2 separate regions of the Homo sapiens genome follow, and region 2 is linked to region 1. A link is an interaction called in ENCODE POLR2A ChIA-PET data of the cell type or tissue named here. Cell type or tissue: OCI-LY7. All regions are shown on one strand. Each heading gives the region's core, and the rest is flanking DNA. Links, peaks and the distances in the headings are about the cores only. Region 1 overlaps LOC101928911 (a long non-coding RNA gene). Region 2 overlaps LOC101928911 (a long non-coding RNA gene).

Evidence for each region. Peaks named below come from ENCODE experiments on the same cell type or tissue, not always from the same donor. Only the 100,000 strongest peaks of a DNase experiment are listed, where the experiment ranks them.
Region 2: POLR2A ChIA-PET joins it to region 1 with 27 read pairs; 3 of 35 experiments call an interaction of 5 or more read pairs at or near these places.

The regions. Positions count from the first base shown.
Region 1 is chr6:87,796,272-87,804,672 of GRCh38, forward strand. All of the region lies in intron 2 of LOC101928911 (a long non-coding RNA gene), which reads left to right. Among named protein-coding and RNA genes, the nearest start is that of AKIRIN2, 98 kb to the left of the region's middle. RefSeq lists enhancers at 1-101, 102-601, 556-655, 2,453-2,954, 3,593-3,662. In OCI-LY7, for the core only: CTCF peaks have their summits at 461 and 664; DNase peaks (open chromatin) are centred at 470, 710, 2,760, 3,580 and 3 weaker places; H3K4me3 peaks cover 6,913 bases; H3K27ac peaks cover 6,343 bases.
Region 2 is chr6:87,901,743-87,910,585 of GRCh38, forward strand. It overlaps LOC101928911 (a long non-coding RNA gene), which reads left to right. Exons shown (of 5, transcript NR_110869.1): 3 at 8,040-8,172. Among named protein-coding and RNA genes, the nearest start is that of SPACA1, 140 kb to the right of the region's middle. RefSeq lists enhancers at 3,462-3,711, 5,796-5,845. In OCI-LY7, for the core only: no CTCF peak of the experiment used is centred there; DNase peaks (open chromatin) are centred at 3,659, 4,059, 6,069, 6,829 and 3 weaker places; H3K4me3 peaks cover 3,109 bases; H3K27ac peaks cover 7,752 bases.

The DNA of each region.
Region 1 (8,401 bases), core at 1-8,000:
CTTTGGGAGGCCGAGGTGGGCGGATTGCCTGAGCTCAGGGTTTTGAGACCAGCCTGAGCAACATGGTGAAACCCCCTCTCTACTAAAAGACAAGAGAAACTAGCCGGGCATGGCGGCGTGTGCCTGTAGTCCCAGCTACTCAGGAGGCTGAGGCAGGAGAATTACTTGAAACCGGGAGGCGGAGGTTGCAGTGAGCCGAGATCGCACCACTGCACCACTCCAGCCTGGGCAACAGAGCGAGACTCCGTCTCTAAAAAAAAAAGAAAGTACAAACCACAGCCTGACTCTGAGAATAACTGGGAGGAATCCCCTGCTGTCACACACTGGGAATCAGAGCGGCACATCCTGCCCTTGCAGGGCCCTGAGGCTCTAAAAGCAACATGTTCCAATTGGAAGCATATATTCTGCAAGGGTTTGTCTCCAGGCAGCGCTACAGCCTCCTCTTCTGGCACCATAGAGACTGTTGCTTCTGTCAGGATTTCTGGCACCAGCAAAAGTGAAAGGGAACAGGACCAACTACGCTTCCCTGAGCAAGGTGGATCTTCTGGGCAGCACCTTGGTGAGAATACACACCACTGAGCAGCCTAGACTGGTGCTGATTAGGTGAAGGGTGGGCGGCCAGAAGGACAGATTTTCATGTGTGTGTGTGTGTGTGTGTGTGTGTGTGTGAGTGAGAAACATAACTCAATGCTTCATCTCCCCTGCCTACATTACATTCACACTTTGTGAATCTGACAGCCTGTGGGTTTGGGCTGTATTTGCAGCTTTATTAGGCATTGCAGCAACTGAACAGGCTTTTCTTCTTCTTCCTTTTTTTTTTTTTTCTTTGAAACTACAGTTTCCCCTAGCTTGTGTTAAAATTCTCAGACTTTTCTTTTTTTAACCCCCTCCCCTTTTTAAAAGTTGTGAAATATGGTAGAGTGACTGAAAAGATTAGAGAATAAATGTACAGCAGAATGAAGGGAACACCCTGATGACTATCATTCTGATCAAGAATAGAGCATCTCTAGCTCCCAGAACACATCCCTCCTCCATACACCCCTTCCCTGTCACACCCCCACTCTGCCCCGATTTTACTTTTTCTTCCATTTAAAGATGTGTATGTATGTATGTATTTATTTATATTTATTATTATTTTTTTAAAGTGGAGATTCGCTTTTTGCCCAGGCTGGAGTGCAATGGCATGATCTCGACTCACTGCAACCTCCACCTCCTGGGTCCAAATGATTCTTCTCCCTCAGCCTCCTGAGTAGCTGGGTTTACAGGCACGCACCACCATGTCCGGCTAATTTTGTATTTTTGGTAGAGATGGGGTTTCACCATGTTGGCCAGGCTGGTCTCGAAGTCCTGACCTCAGGTGATCCACCCCCCTCAGCCTCCCAAAGTGCTGGGATTACAGTCATGAGCCACTGTGCCCGGCCTTGAATTTTTTATACAGTTAAAATGCATGTCCATTTTTGGGAAAAAATACATAAAATACAGACTATTGATGAAAAATATATCACCCATGATTTTTCCTTGCCCAGGGTCATGTTAACATTTTGTGAAATATCCTACAACACATTTAAATATGTATTTATGCTTTCTATAATTAAAAATGGACCACATGAGAAATGTTTTCAATAATATTTGGTGAAAATATTTGCATCTCCATATAGCTCTGCTGCAAGGTATTTGGTAAGATCCAAATATCTGGGTGTGCTACTAGAAACCATTTTTATAAATAATGTTGAAATGAACAGGTTTGTGTATAGATCTTGAAGTACCCAGCTGATAACTTCCTTGAGATCAAAAGGAAATTCGTGGATCAACCAGCGTGCATTTTTATAAGACATTTAATTCACATTGCCAACTTGCTGTATGAGCCCATTTATATAAATTTCAAAACACTCAAGGCTAAATTACAGTGTTTCTAGGTGAATAGTTAGGTTACAAAAGTAATGGAAATGATGTACCAATTCACCCTCCCACTAGAATTGTACAAGAATGCCTCTTTTCCTACATCTTTGCTAACATTGGGTATCATTAATTTTTTTTCACAGAAAGTCTTTTAGTTTCTTCTGAAGGAGTGAAGCCCTTGTCCTCCCTGATTTTAATGTAATTGTTTCTTTGCTTCTCTTTTATGCTTTTGCTGCCTAACTATTCACCCTAGAAACATTATAATTTAGTCTTGCATGTTTTTAAATTTATATAAATGAGATTATGTAGCATTTATTATTTTACTCCTGGCTTCTTTCATCCATTATTATGCCTGTTAAATACATCTATGTGGTCACATGGAGCTGTGTCATGTCCATTTTCATGGATATATATTATTCCATTGTTAGAACACCCAGCAATGTATTCATTCTATTGTTGCTGGACATTTTAGCTGTTTCTAGCTTTTGACTCCTATCAAGAATGCTGCTGAGAACCTTCTTATACAGGTTTCCTGTGCACAAGCTTTTTTTAAAAGGACAGCTGTGATTCCACTTTATGTCACTGGGAACTGGAGCCTTTTGGTAACAATGAGATGCAGGGATCTAACTGTGTATTCAGGATGCTGCTCTAGCCCATTTCCTGCTTGCCACGGGGTATGTGGATGGGGCTGGAGGTCATTCTTATTAAAATTCTTCCTAAAAATCAAGGCAGAAAGAAGCAAGAACTTTCTGGGCAAGATAAAGGGGACAACTTGAAAGGGTACTGAACTGGAGATCAAAGAGCCCTTCATGCTGCTGGCTTTTGATGTTAGCATTAACTGCACACACTGTGGTCATTAATTAACTTGTGTTCAGAGCTTGCTGCATTCCCCCACCTACTGTCTCCTAATCAGCAACCCTCCACTCAAGGCCAACATCATCATTATCAAGTTCTGGGACTTGATGTGAGGGTGCCTTTGGCTGCTGTGGGCACTCGGTGCTGCTGGAACAGCCCTGGGGAAGAGCTTTGAAGCACACTTACAGAGGCTGTAAAATCTGAGAAAGTTGGGACCAGAAGTCCTGCCTGCTGGATCATGACAGGCAGACTCCATGGCTTTTACAGGCTTGTTGGAGAAAGTGGAGTTTCGATGAAACATAAGTGGTGCTTGTTTTCATTCCATGTAGCTAGTAAGCAGGGCATGTTCAGGGAAGAATCCCGTTCTTCTACTCATACTCCCTTTTGTCTTCCTCGGCTCCATGCCTCTTGTTTTAGAAATTAATTTATCTATGTAGCTCTGAGGAATAGAAATTAATTTGTTTTAGAAATTAATTTATCTATGTAGCTCTGAGGAATAGATATACATATCCCTCTAATGAGCCTTTGACAGAGGTGCCAATACAGCCCTAAAGGCAACAAGGGAAAACAGAGGACTGAGAAGTGGGAAAAGGAAACATGGAGAAAATGGGTGTCTACAGGTAACACTAATCTATGGTGATAGAGGCGAGATGAGTGGCATCAAATGGGAAGGGACACAAGGGAACGTTTTGGGGGAGTCAGAATATTTTAAATCTTGATCTCGGTGGTGGTTATGCGCATAAATTCATCAAGTGCACACTTAGATCTTTGCACTTTACTAAATGTAAGTTATACATAAAAAATGAAGTCTGCCAGGGAGTTTCGCTTTCACTGGCCATCTGTGCTTTACCATCAACTTCCTCCTTTATACTACAGGTGTTATATATATTCCATATACACATGATTTAAACCCCTCAATTATGATGCTATAATTTTTACTTTCAACAGTGATACGTATTTTAGAGAAAAATAATAAATATTGTTTTTTATATTTACCCATCTAGTTACCATTTGTAAAGAATGTTTTGGGAAATCCAAATTTCCATCTGCTATCATTTCCTGTTAGCCTGAAAAACTTTCTTAAGCATTTCTTGTGGTGCAGACAGCAAACATTGTTAGTTTTCATTTATAAGAAAACGTCTTTATTCTGCCTTCAGTCTTGAAGGATATTTTTACTAGATATAGAATCCTAGCTCTAGGTTTTACCATTTTTCCTTTTGCACCTTAAAAATATTTTACTCTTGGCCGGACACAGTGGCTCACACCTGTAATTCTAGCACTTTGGGAGGCAGAGGCGGGCAGATCACCTGAGGTCAGGTGTTTGAGACCAGCCTGGCCAACACGGTGAAATCCTGTCTCTACTAAAAATACAAAATTAGCTGGGCGTGGTGGTGTGTGCCTGTAATCCCAGCTATTCAGGAGGCTGAGGCAGGAGAATCACTTGAACCTGGGAGGTGGAGGTTGCAGTGAGCCGAGATCAAGCCATTGCACCCCAGGCTGGGTGACAAGAGCGAAACTCTGTCTCAAAAAAAAAAAAATTTTTTTTTTACTCTCTTCTGGCTTCTTTTTTTTTTTTTTCCTAATGAGAAATCAGCTATCATCTGTATTGTTTTCCTGTATATAATGAGTGCTTTACTCTGATGCTTCCAAGATTTTTTTTTTTGTCTTTGGGTTTCAACAGTTTGGGTAAGATGTACATAGGTATAGTTTTCTTTGTATTTATCCTGCTTGGGGTTTACTGAATCTTTAAATGTATGTCCTTTAGCAAGTTTGGTAATCTTCCTCTCATTATTTCTTCAGAAATTTTTTGTGTCCCATTCCTTCTCTTTTCTCTTCCTCTGGGACTATAATTACGTGTATGTTATACATGTTATTCTTTGCTTTCTCACAAGTCCTGGAGGCTCTCCTCTTTTTCAATTTTTTTTCTGTTTTTATTTATATTTTTAATTTATTTCTGAGACAGAGTTTCATTCTTGTTGCCCAGGCTGGAGTCTAGTGGCACAATCTCGGCTGACTGCAACCTCCGCCTCCCGGGTTCAAGCGATTCTCCTGTCTCAGCCTCCAGAGTAGCTGGAATTACAGGCACTCACCACCATGCCCGGCTAATTTTGTATTTTTAGCAGAGACGGGGTTTCACCATGTTGGCCAGGCTGGTCTTGAACTCCTGACCACAGGTGATCTGCCCGCCTCGGCCTCCCAAAGTGTTGGGATTACAGGCATGAGCCACCACCCCCAGACTTTTCTGTTTTTAGATTGGGTAATTCTTTTGATCTATCTTCACATTTACTGACCCTTTCCTTTGTCATTTCCAATTCATTGTTAAGCCCATCAGTGAGTTTTTAAAATTGCAGATATTATATTTTGTAATTCTAGTATTTTCATTTGGTTCTTTTCTATTTCTCTGTTGTGATTTTCTTTCTGCTCATTTGTTATGAGTATATTTCCTTTATATATTTGAGCGTAATTATAATGGCTGTTTTAAAACTTTTGTTTCTTAATTCCAACATATAAATCATCTTAGGAGTCTCCATTGATTGTCATTTTTCTTGTATATGAGTCATATTTTCCCATTTTTTCTTATGTCTTGTAATTTTGGATCATGTTGTGCATATTGTGAATGATATAGAGACTCTGCATTCTCTTATGTTACTCTAAAGAGTATTGATTTTGTGTTTTAGCAGGCAATTAACCTAGTTGATTTCAGTTTCTAAATTCTTTTCCTCTGTGGTGTGGCAACTGAAATCTGTTTAGTTCTTTTAGCTCGAGCTAGATTTCTTGGTATCTATCCAACATATGTATATTTTAGAGGCTGGCCAGAGATTTGGGCAGAGTTTATATGTAGAATTTGAGTCTCCCTTCTGCGGCTATTTCCTTTCCACTATTTCTCCTTTCACTTCTCTGCTGTTATTGCTTTGAATTTTGTCTTCCGATTTCTTAGCTAGCAAGGTTTCTGTGCAAGTTTTAGCCACCTTTTGGTGGGACCAATTGGGAGTACTCTCAGACAAAGAAATAGAAAAAATTGGCAAATATCCAGTGGGTTTTTTGTTTGTTTGTTGGTTTGTTTTTTGTTTTTGTTTTTTTTTTCAGACAGAGTCTCACCCTGTTGCCCAGGCTGGAAGCACAGTGGCATGATCATAGCTCTATGTAATCTTCAACTCCTGGGCTCAAGTGATCCTCCTGCCTCAGCCTCCCAAGTAGCTAGGACTACAGGTACATGCCACCATGCCTGGATAATATTTTTATTTTTATATATTTTTTGGAGAGATGGGGTCTTTCTACGTTTCCCAGGCTGGTCTCAAAATTCTGACCTCAAGCCATCCTAGTGTCTTGGCCTTCCAATGCACTGGGGTTATAAGCACATTGAGCCTGGCCATCCTTCTCTAAATATTGACCACCTCTAGTTTTGCCTGCTTTTAGACACTCTCAAATGGCTTCAGATTTGTGTGTGTGTGTGTGTGTGTGTGTGTGTGTGTGTGTTTTCCAGGGTTTATAATTGTTACTTTGGGAGGATTGGTGTAATATGAGCTACTCTGCCATTTCTAGAAATGGAAACTTATCATCTAATCTTGTCCAGTGATCTTACGGCTTGCTTTTTAAATTTGTTTTGTTAAAATAATATGGTAAAGCCACTGATAAGAAATACATCAGGAGTACTTCTAGTGTTCAAAAAATAGTTCATAGTAATGATAACATAATTATTTTAAAATCATGATTGTAAAAAATGTGTTCTAGTTACAAGGATCTACGGATAATGTTTCTTTGCAAATTGGATAGTTTCTACAGACAAGAAGCTTAAAAATAACTAAAACATTTTAATAAACTTTTTCTAGTTATTTTTTCTATTTCCACAGAAAAATGAAAACTCTTCTTATTTTGCCCATTTCTAAACTTCATCCTCCAGAATCCTCCTTATATTAATTTGTTCAAAGTGTGGGTGCTGAAGTAGATTATAAAGTTTGTAGAAACTGTGGCAAAAGAGTAGAGTTGAGTGGAAAAAATAGAGAATTTTCATTACTTTATGACATGATCTTGGAAGGATTCTCCTTGTCTTTATTTTTGGTGCAGACCAGAAATAAAATGTTTAAGAATTTTTAAAAAATCCCATTCTCTCTTTCTCCACATTATACAACACCATCCTGTAGAAACTGTAATGTTTCTTGTGGTCAATTTATCATTCCATTTGATTGATTAGTATTTAGGTCCTCATGGAACACTAGGGTTAGTGCTATCGTTGGGAAGCAGGGAAAGAAGATGCTGAAATACTTCATGGTTCTGCTCAGTAATGAATCCTGATGTGCTAAGGGTCCCCAACTTTTTCTGTATTTTAAAATATATAAAATGAGCAGAGTCCTGGTGTTTTAACTGTGGCCAAACTTGCTTGGGTGACAAAGATTTGTGGCCAACTCTAGACCTATATCCTGCCAAATCACTGACCCAGGAGAAGCTACAAGTTGTGGACTTCCCATTGTGAAAATCATCTAACAAAAATGTGAATCTTTTGCCTTTATGAAAAAGATAAAAATCATAAATAAACATTTTATTATTTGAGCTACACATGAACGTTTTAATTGGCTTATCAGTGTGTACTTTGTTAGGCTGCTGATTACAATTTTTTTCAAAATGTTGTTCTGATTTATATAATTTTGGATTGATGTTTTGTTGCATTCTCTCAGTAAAGTTAAGCAAAGGTACTGGATTTTAGTTGTTTATTTTAAATATTTTAGAGTCGTGAGGAATTTAAATATTTCCTATGAAGCTTATGGGAAAGAGCTTTAGAGTGAGAAATAACTGAAGAAAAAAATAGTCTTCAAATTGAGTGATCACAACTTGCCAAATACCTGGGTTATTTCCTGGCTCTTTATCATGGCTTGTTAGGACTCAGACGCTTGATCAAGCTTTGGCAGGATATAGAGGCAGTAGGATCTGTGTAAAACTTACTGTGGCCACATAAGATGATGTCTTCTCTTTCCGCCTTCTCACTTACGCAAACATATTGCCTCTTATAAAAGACTTGTTATATGTGGCCACCCAGCATGTGCTTTAAGGAAATGCTTTTTGGTTTCATTTTATAAGAATATACTGGCATTGGATAAAGAAAATTAAATAGCTTATGTATTTTGTATTCTCAGCAAAATATATGAAATGAGGGTAAAGATAGTCATAGGTAAGCCAGAGAGCAGTGGTCAGGGTTCCATTTTCTCGAATACTTCTTATTTTATGTGAGAATTGATGGGACCTCCAGGGCTACACAAGAAATTTTAATCCATGTCTTGATGATTTCCTCATTTTCTGTCAATTTGGAACAGACAAAGATGAAATTTAATAGCATAGAACTGGATTTATTAGTAACCAATTAGAAAGCTTTTTTTTTTTTTTTTTTTTTTACCAAAAGGGAAATTTCACTTAAGGCTTCAAGAAACAAATCTTTAAGGAACAAAATAAAAGTTTGGGAATGGGCCAAGTGCGATGGCTCACGCCTGTAATCCCAGCACTTTGGGAGACCAAGGCGGGCGAATCACCTGAGGTCAGGCATTCGAGACCAGCCTGGCCAACATATAGTGAAACCCCATCTCTACTAAAAAATACAAAAAGAGCTGGGCGTGGTGGCTCACACCTGTAGTCTCAGCTACTTGGGAAGCTGAGGCAG
Region 2 (8,843 bases), core at 329-8,328, 110 kb after region 1:
GGGAGTCGAAGCTGTCCTCCAGTGCTGAGTCAGTTGCTGGGTGGGGGCCACAAGGCCAGATGAGCCAGTTTATTGATCTGGGTGGTGGCAGCTGATCCATCAAGTACAGAGTCTGCAAAATATCTCAAGCACTGATCTTAGGTTTTACAATAGTAATGTTATCCCCAGGAGCAATTTGGGGTGGTTCATAATCTTGCAGCCTTCAGCTGCTTGACTCCTAAAGTATAATTTCTAATCTTGTGGCTAATTTGTTAGTCCTGCAAAGGCAGTCTAGTCCCCTGGCTAGAAGGGGGTTTATTTCAGAAAGGGCTGTTATCTTTGTTTCAAAGATACGGCTGGGTGCAGTGGCTCACGTCTATAATCCCAGCACTTTGGGAAGCCGAGGTGGGTGGATCACGAGGTCAGGAGTTCAAGATCAGCCTGGCCAACATGGTGAAACGCTATCTCTACTAAAAATACAAAAATTAGCTGGGCGTGGTGGTGTGTGCCTGTAATCCCAGCTACTTGGGAGGCTAGGAATAAACAAGGACAGTTTGGAGGTTAAAAGCAAGATGGAGTCGGTTAGGTTAGATCTCTTTCACTGTCATAATTGTCTCAGGTATAATTTTTGCAAAGGTGGTTTCAGTTGGGCCTCTGATCCTGATCTCTTTCTCCTTGGTCTCTTCAGGCATCATCCTCTTTTACAATTGTTGGAAATCACAGCTTATAGCCTACCTTGGAGTTAAAAATATGTTTAATTTGATTAAATTTCAAGGTTTTCTTGCAAAAGGGAAGTGTTACATGTTACAGAAAAGAAAACATTTCATAAGAATTTTATTGAGCAAGTACCATGTACTGTGTACCATGAAAGGGACTTTGAGAAACAGGAAGGGACATACATTATGGTCTCTGCTTAGCAAGAACTGCTAATCATCCAGGAAACAAAAAATAGTACAGTGAGTAACAAGGCATTAATTCTAGGATATAAACCAGAAATTAGCTGAATTGAGGGGAGATACCTTTGTTAAGTATCCTTCCTGAAACTCTTCTTTGACAGCTTTCATTTGATAAAATCCAAAACTAAGACTGCATTTTGCTTAACCTTTCCAAGTTGGGTTATTTGATTTAAAAAAAAAAAGAAAGGAGAAAATTTTAAACTGTTGTTATCACTTTATCCTTTAACTTTAAAAAGAGTGCCCATTTTTTTTCAAATCTGAGAAATTGTACCCACATTTAATTTGCACTTAAAATCTTTTTTAGGATTAGAAATATTTATGTAATTCTTGCTCATTGTAAAAATGTTAACAACATTAACACATTTACAGTGAAGGCAAGTTTTTCTTCTGTGTACCTCAGACCTCCTTGAAGGCAACCACTGTTATCAGTGACTCCTCCACTTCCAGAGGTATTCTGTGAGCCTACATGCTGGGCATTTCATTATTTTTCTTCCAACTTCTTCCTCTCCATTTGTTAGACCAGTAGTGCTCAAGTGCTATTGTACAAACACTAGGGGAATTGCTTAGAAATGCAGATTTCCTAGTCCTTTTCCCAGAAATTCTGATTTTGTGGGCCTGGGTGAGTTCAAGGAGTCTGTATGAGTAACTGACCAGGTGATTCTGAAGCACACACCCTACTTGGAGATACTGTTTTAGAAAATAATTAGGGTCTCACTGCCCTGGGGATGAATCTGGTTGAGGTGTAGGAATCTCTCATAATGCCATGTCTATTTTTCGAGTCTTTGACCTTTACCGGGGCCACCTTCCCTTTGGTTTCCATGGTGACGCACGGAGGTCTTCCACATGTAATTAGTCTAAGGATCTTGATTCGTTCCATCGCCTCTCACTGACCGTTCGAGTGCTGCGCTGCAGTGTTATTAGCAAGGCTGAGAAAACTCAATTTGTTTTCTTTCTTCCTCCACTTATGTGATTATAGTTAACATCAGTTTTCTTATATCTCTGAGGAATAAGTAACGGTCGCGAAACTGCAGACTTTTGAGAGATGACAGTAACTTAGACATTGTTTCAGCCAGTCTTTAGATGGGAAAACTGAGTCCCAGAGAAATTAAGAAACTTGTCCAAGATAACAAAATAAATTAATGGCAGAGCTGACTAGAAACTTGGTTTACTAACTCTACATCTGGTGCTTTTTTTCTCATTTTGGTGGCAGCTAAAATCTCAGAGTCTCTGAAAATTATTCAAACAGTTCCTGTTCCCCAGTCCACCTGCCCCCTTGAAATACATCCTCGGTTCCCTGTTTCCCTAGACCTTTCCTGGGCCACACCAGCCCTGGTTGGTTGTCTTGCTCAGTGCAGTGACAGGGTGAATTATTTCTGCATTCTTGAATGTAGCAAAACTTATCTACTTGAACCTCAGGTCACCAAATATAAAGCAATTTTGAACTGAAGGGGTTGTGGATACTTTAAGTCTCTGTGGGAATACAGGAGCTCACAATTCTTATTCTCAGCTTCCTCAAACAAAGGCTCAAGGAACAGTCCTCATTACTTTTCAGAGGTTGGGGGAGGGTTAAGGTCAGGAAGAGGTTGCTGAGTTTACAGTCTCATCCTGTCTCCCTCCTCCTATTGACAAGTCATCAGGATGGTTTATAGATTACTGCCTTACTTTAAGGCCTGTTTGTTGATGTTTGCAGACATTTATCCAATCTCAAGAAACTCAAGGGACCTGATTTCAACTTCAAATTATATATTATCCATATTTGGGATGGAATGGGCAATTTTAATAGAGAAACCCTATCAATCAGGCCAGGGAATAAATAGGAGGGCTTTGATTTATATACTGTGTTGAAATCATCTATATTGATTTAAAATTTTTAAAGTTCCTATGAATGTAATATTTTAACCTGAATATGATTCTTAACAATCCCCTCTCCTCAAATTGTATTCTTCTATTTTTTTTAACCTTTGGTGAAATATTAACTTACTGTACCATGCATTGATAATGTCCCCAGAGGTTAGCCAGGAGAAATATCAGCGTGTCCTTGGAGAGCTTGTCTATCCTGATGAGAACAAAAATTCTAGGACAAAAAGGCTCAATTCCTGAAATAATTACAGTAACTTCAGAAAGGAAATTAAGTATCTATTGAAAGATACACTTAGTAGAATAGTGACTTTTCCTACACATTTAAAATTTAGATACTATATTCAGGAAAAGGGAATTTACCAGGGTTTTTGGATGCAAATGATGAGAAATTAGTTAGTATCTGCAAGCCTGTAAGTACAATATAGTTTTGTACTTATGTAATTAGAGCTGTTTGTGAATCACTCTAATGTCACGTCTGATAGCTATAGTCCTTCAAAGGGGTATTTACATTAAGCCTGATGATAGGTACAGGCATGGAGACAATGAAATTCATTTTATCTATTGTAACATGCAGCCAGTAAATTAGCTTCCCTTTAACTTATGCTACGAAATGATGCTATTTAGTTTATGTGCATTATTCTTGGACTTCTGCATTCCTGGGAAAAGGTTGTCAAAGGTTGTATTAGCTGTGCAGTGAGGCAGCACAGCATGTCCAGGCACATACTCAGGTTAAAACCCTGCTGTACACATCTGCTGTCATTACCCTTTGCATCTTTGCTGATAATTTTTAAGAACCAAAACTGTATGTTGCTATTTTTAGTCCACTTACTTTCTGTTGAGGGTGATGGTCATTATTCTGACATTTCGTGACATATATGTCCACCCCCTGCTCCCCTGCATCAAAATAGATATGTTTTCATACCTACCACACAATCCAGCTGGGCTCAATTTGCATTTAGTTCTCTGGGGAGAGTTAATAATTTTATTTTCAAAAGGTCACTTGCTGACACACAACCTATAAAATAGTTAGCTACCCAAGATTCTTTTCACTCATTCCTCAAATACTTGGTTTAGTTTGGTCTTTTTAATTCACTACTGAAAATCCATTGCCTCTAGGAATTTCAATATTGCATTACAGCATAACAAACTATCCAATATCACTAATGGCCTATTTAGGAATGAAATGCTTTTTTTTTTTCTGGTTTTAAGCAATTTCTAATTTTGAAGGGGATCAGGCACCATCTACAAGGATAGAGTTAATAGCTCCCTGAAGGGACACATCACTAGCCAGGTCATAAAAATCATGCATGCTTTGCTCTTTCAGCCATAAGGCAAGAGGAAAACAAATACGCCTATTTTCCCTCTGCATTACCTTTGTGGTCTGAGGATGTTTGAAAAATTACAGCCATTATATTATTATTATTATTGTTATTTTTTACAATGTTTCTGAAATATGCATTTTTATTCATGTTTATCTATTTATATCTGGTATTTATCTATTTATGTCCTTTCCTCAAGAATTTACTCTCTAAGATGTCTTCTTTCAAAATCATATCCAAAACAGAACGCAAGTGCTGGGATGAATATAATATATACCATTTGAGAATTTGCCAGGCGTAACTATTAACTGGAAGATTCAAGCAAAGAACTAGTTAGTAAGGGAAGAAATTACTCAACATATTTGTTTTGGCTGCTCACATCAATCAGATTTGTGAGATAATAGCTTTAATTCCTTGTGATGAAACACACCAATCCTTTTCTGTATTACAAATGTACCCCAGTTTGACTAAGACAAAAATCAATCTAAATGCAGTGCATTTGCTTTGTCATTGTAAATGGTGCTTGGGTAATGAGCCCCTCAGGGATGGACGGGAGAGAACAGAGCAGTAGAGGAGGAAACAGGAGTGGGTGGGCTAAGGGCAAGGTTTATGATCCAACCTAGAAATCAGGAGGGAAGACATTGGGAAAACATTTCAGTATTCGAAGAGAGGGCCAGACAGTGAGGTGAAGAAGACCCAACAGAACTGGACTTAAGGTGGGGAGGGGGAAAGATGTCATAAAGGTGTTTAGGATGCTCCCCCTATGGGGCTGCAGGCACAGGGAGAGGTGTGTATCGTTAAGTGGCTGCAGGGAAGCACCTTGGATTCAAATCCAAGGTCTTCACCTGAAACCTAAGCAGATTTGGAAAGAACTTAATTGTTCTTAAGAGGAAAGGAGCTAGTGTTTTTTGAGCTCTTCCAAATGGGCCTGGCCTTCCACAGATGTCATCTCATTTAATTCCGCACAGCATCCCTATGAAGTAAATTACAATAATAATAGCTAACATCCTTTACACGCTTAGTATGTGCCTGGCACAGCACACTAAGTGCTCGTTTTGCATTGCCTCTTCCTAACAGCCCTTTCTAATTGAGGAAACAGATTTGAAGATGGGGGTAATTTACTCAAGGAATTTAAATCCAAATATGTTTGGATCCAGGAGCTGGAATTGACATCCAAATATGTTTGATCCAAAGCCTAGACTTTCTGGTATACCATGATGCTTCCTCAGTGAGTGTAAAAACCAATGGAGATGGATAGAGAGCCAGGTTATGTGTCAGTTTGTGACAAGTTGTAGCTGGTGGGTAAGCTGAGTACCTGCCCTTTACTTGGATAGGCCACGCCTTTTTCTAAATGCCTCACAATGAAGTCAAGGTTATGGTCAAAAGAAGTTTTTAAGGTGAGGATTTCCATGATTTATGCAGGAGCAAGAACAAGGAGTGGAAATATAGCCAGGGCCCATCCCTATGTTACCATCTAATGGTAAATAACCAAACACACAAAAACAAAAGACTCCAGACCCCCAAGTCTTTGAGCAGTAGTGAAAGGAATCTCAGGAGAATATGGGAAGGCTTGATCGGATGGTACTTTGGAAACTGTTATTTCATTCAGCATCCCACACTGCCTCTGGGCTTCACGACGGCCACTTAAAGAGGAGACAATTCTGCTTTGTAACTGTCGCCAAATGTGAGGAGAGGAGGGCTTCCTGGAGAATGTCTTTCTCTTGAACTCGAAGGTGGATCTGCTCTCCCCATAGCCTCCACAGGCTACTGCAGCAGTATTTCCTCCCCCAAGGGGAGGAAAGGTCAAAGAAGCCAAAAATGGGGGGATCAGTAGCTATAGCAACACAGTCCTCTTCCCCACACCATAGATGCCTGTGGGATTAAGAAAAACTTTCATCACTGGATTTTCTTGGCTTCTGATGATCCAGGATGTGGTTGTGGTGTGTCTGAGTGTGATTATTTTGAAATTTGAGGTTTAGAACCAGTTACCACCAAGAATGCTCAGTGGGTGGCATTGCCTGTGCTCTTTCAGACATAAATGGGAGATGTGAGCTCAGAAAGAAGCTTTTGTATCTAAAATGTATTTTTATGATTAAATTATAATTTTTATAAATGAACCTTAGTATCATTAAGCTATATTATCTCATGGCTTTCAGCTAGAATTTTGTGATGTGCTATTAAACAAAAAGCAACCCATACATGAAGTCTATAAAATGAACTTGCTAAATTCTGAACTTCAAACAACTTTCTTCTCTTCAAAATGCCCCAATCTTCATGCTATACTTTTAATTTATGATAAAGACTTTATTATCTTTTATGGTGGAAAAAAGAGGGTAGCATATGAGTTAAGACTTCTGGTTATCTGAGCTTCAAGTCAAGTTAATTCCCCAAACTTCCAGCTGTACCTGATACCCTGTCTGCTACATGAGGCACAAAACTACAAGTGCCCCCTAAGGAATTTAAATGTAAGGAGTTTCAACAACTCCTGAGGAGAGACAGCATAAGAAGAGGACGTAAAAACCATATCCCATTTCAAAGTGAATTTTCAAAACCCAAAACACTCTAAAACACATCCTGAAACCAGGTAAGAAAATAAAGTTTCAATTCAGAAATAATTAAGATTGAAAATAAACTTGTCCTGGTTAAAGCAAATGACTGGGTTGGCAGAGGAGGGGAATGAACAGCTGTCCAGCTGTTACAGGTGTTTAGGAAAATGCGACACAGTAGGACTATGCCCTTGAAGCTGGGCTAGACTCTAGGTTCTTAAGTAGAGTGTCTCCTGTGGCATAATTTTTTGATTAGGGTTCAAAAATGGAGCAAAAATTTATTTTGGAGGACAAAAGAAAAACCCGCCTCTAGAATTATCCACGTGGTAAAATGTCAGATATGATGGACAAGAACAGGAATTTTCTGTTTTGCCACTTTCAGAGTTAATTTTCTTCTTCTTTTGAAATCAGGAGGAATTACAAAAACCTTTTATATCAGATTTGCAAATACCAATAAATTGCCCACCCCTACTTCTGTCTTTATCAGCTTGCCCTTTTGACAGGCAGCACACAGTAAAATGAATAAATTCAGCACATTTTCCTGTTCACCAAGCATAAATTATTACTAACTGTGGTGAGAGGCTATTTGAAAAGCTGTTTTATTTGAGAGAGGAGCCTTCTTTTATCTACAGATGATTCTGTTTGAAATCAAAGTAGATATTGTCTTATCTTTGCGACCTCAGGAAACTGAACTATGATGACGTATTTCCATTCTAAAGAGGGCAATGAGAGGATGCAGGCATAAGCTGAATAAACTTGACTAATCTATTCCTGTTCTTGGTTCAGATTCCCAGTCTTTGAAATACTAGGAGAATTACCATAGCATTAGTATGTGATACGACACCATTGCATGTTATCTGGATTGTGTTATAACTGGCAGGCTTCAGCTCTGGGTGGAGGGATTGGACTTAGGGGTGAACTCAGAAATCCCTTCCAAGTGAAATGCATTATGTGTCTCTCATACCATGGCCCTTTAGTAATGGGCTGTTGCTCTGTAATTTTTGCTGGTCTTTCAGCTTTCATGCATTAAGTCATGATTTCCGTCAAAGAAGCTCTATGATTCTCACACCTGAAAGGATTGTAGCAATTTGATGAAGTATCAGTTTGAAGTAACACTGACAAAAATGTATATCTATCAAATGATTATAGCTTTTATTCAATGACAAACAGCATGGAAATTCATAAATAGTTTTTATGCAGTAGCACATTTATTCAGTCCTCATTTCATTTGATGCCTGTCTTCTGCCTAGTGCTTTCAACATAATAAATTGGGCGTTGAACCATGAAGCTGGCATTTAGCATTAACATGTCATATTGTACCGCTTACCATTTTGCTATTTCCTTGATTGATTTTTCTTTCTATTTATTTTTTATTTCAGAAGAGTGCAATGATTTCAGGATCAATGATTTCTGAAAATGAACATTTTTAATAAAGCAGCTCTGGACTGTGATTCCTAACTATTGGGGCATTGGCATTAAAGAAAAGAGATTGGACATTTTGAACCTTGTGTGGTAAGGCAAAAAATAACACTGAATCGAAGTGTCTTGGCTCTGAGCAGGGCTGACTCATAACCTTGGCTCTCCAATTCAGAAGGAAGCAGTGTTTTGGGGGGACTGAATCACCGGCCCAGGCGGCACGTGCGTGAGGTTGAGCAGTGAGACCAACTGCTCGACAAGCCATGTTGGTTGTTCTCTCAGTGAAGTGAAAAGCATGTGAAAATTGCTCATCCTCACACGTTAGGTCTTAAAATAGCCTGCGCTGTTGATCCATTTATGAGAAATATGCCACCAGTTTTCTTAGCTCACCTGGGTGAAAGTTCAAATGACCAAAAACCCTGTGTGGTAGAAACACATTTGAAATATAAAACTTTAGGGTCAACTTTGACTGCTCTTCCTTTCCTGCCAGGAAATAATTTCTTCAGTCACCCCCATTTTTGCCCTGAATGCCTCTTATGGAAGTGACACCATGACTCTTGTTACCTCTCACCTCATCAATGCCATGGCCATTAAAGGGCATGAAGGGGTTAGGATTCCTCAGTTGCAAGCAACAGAAACCAATTCTAGGTAATAAAATGGAATTACTGGGAGGACACAGAATCAGCAGGAGGATGGACAGTTGGGCTTGCAAATAGGTAGGAACAGGGCACCTCTGGAAGGCCAGGAAGCAGGAAGCATAGCATCTG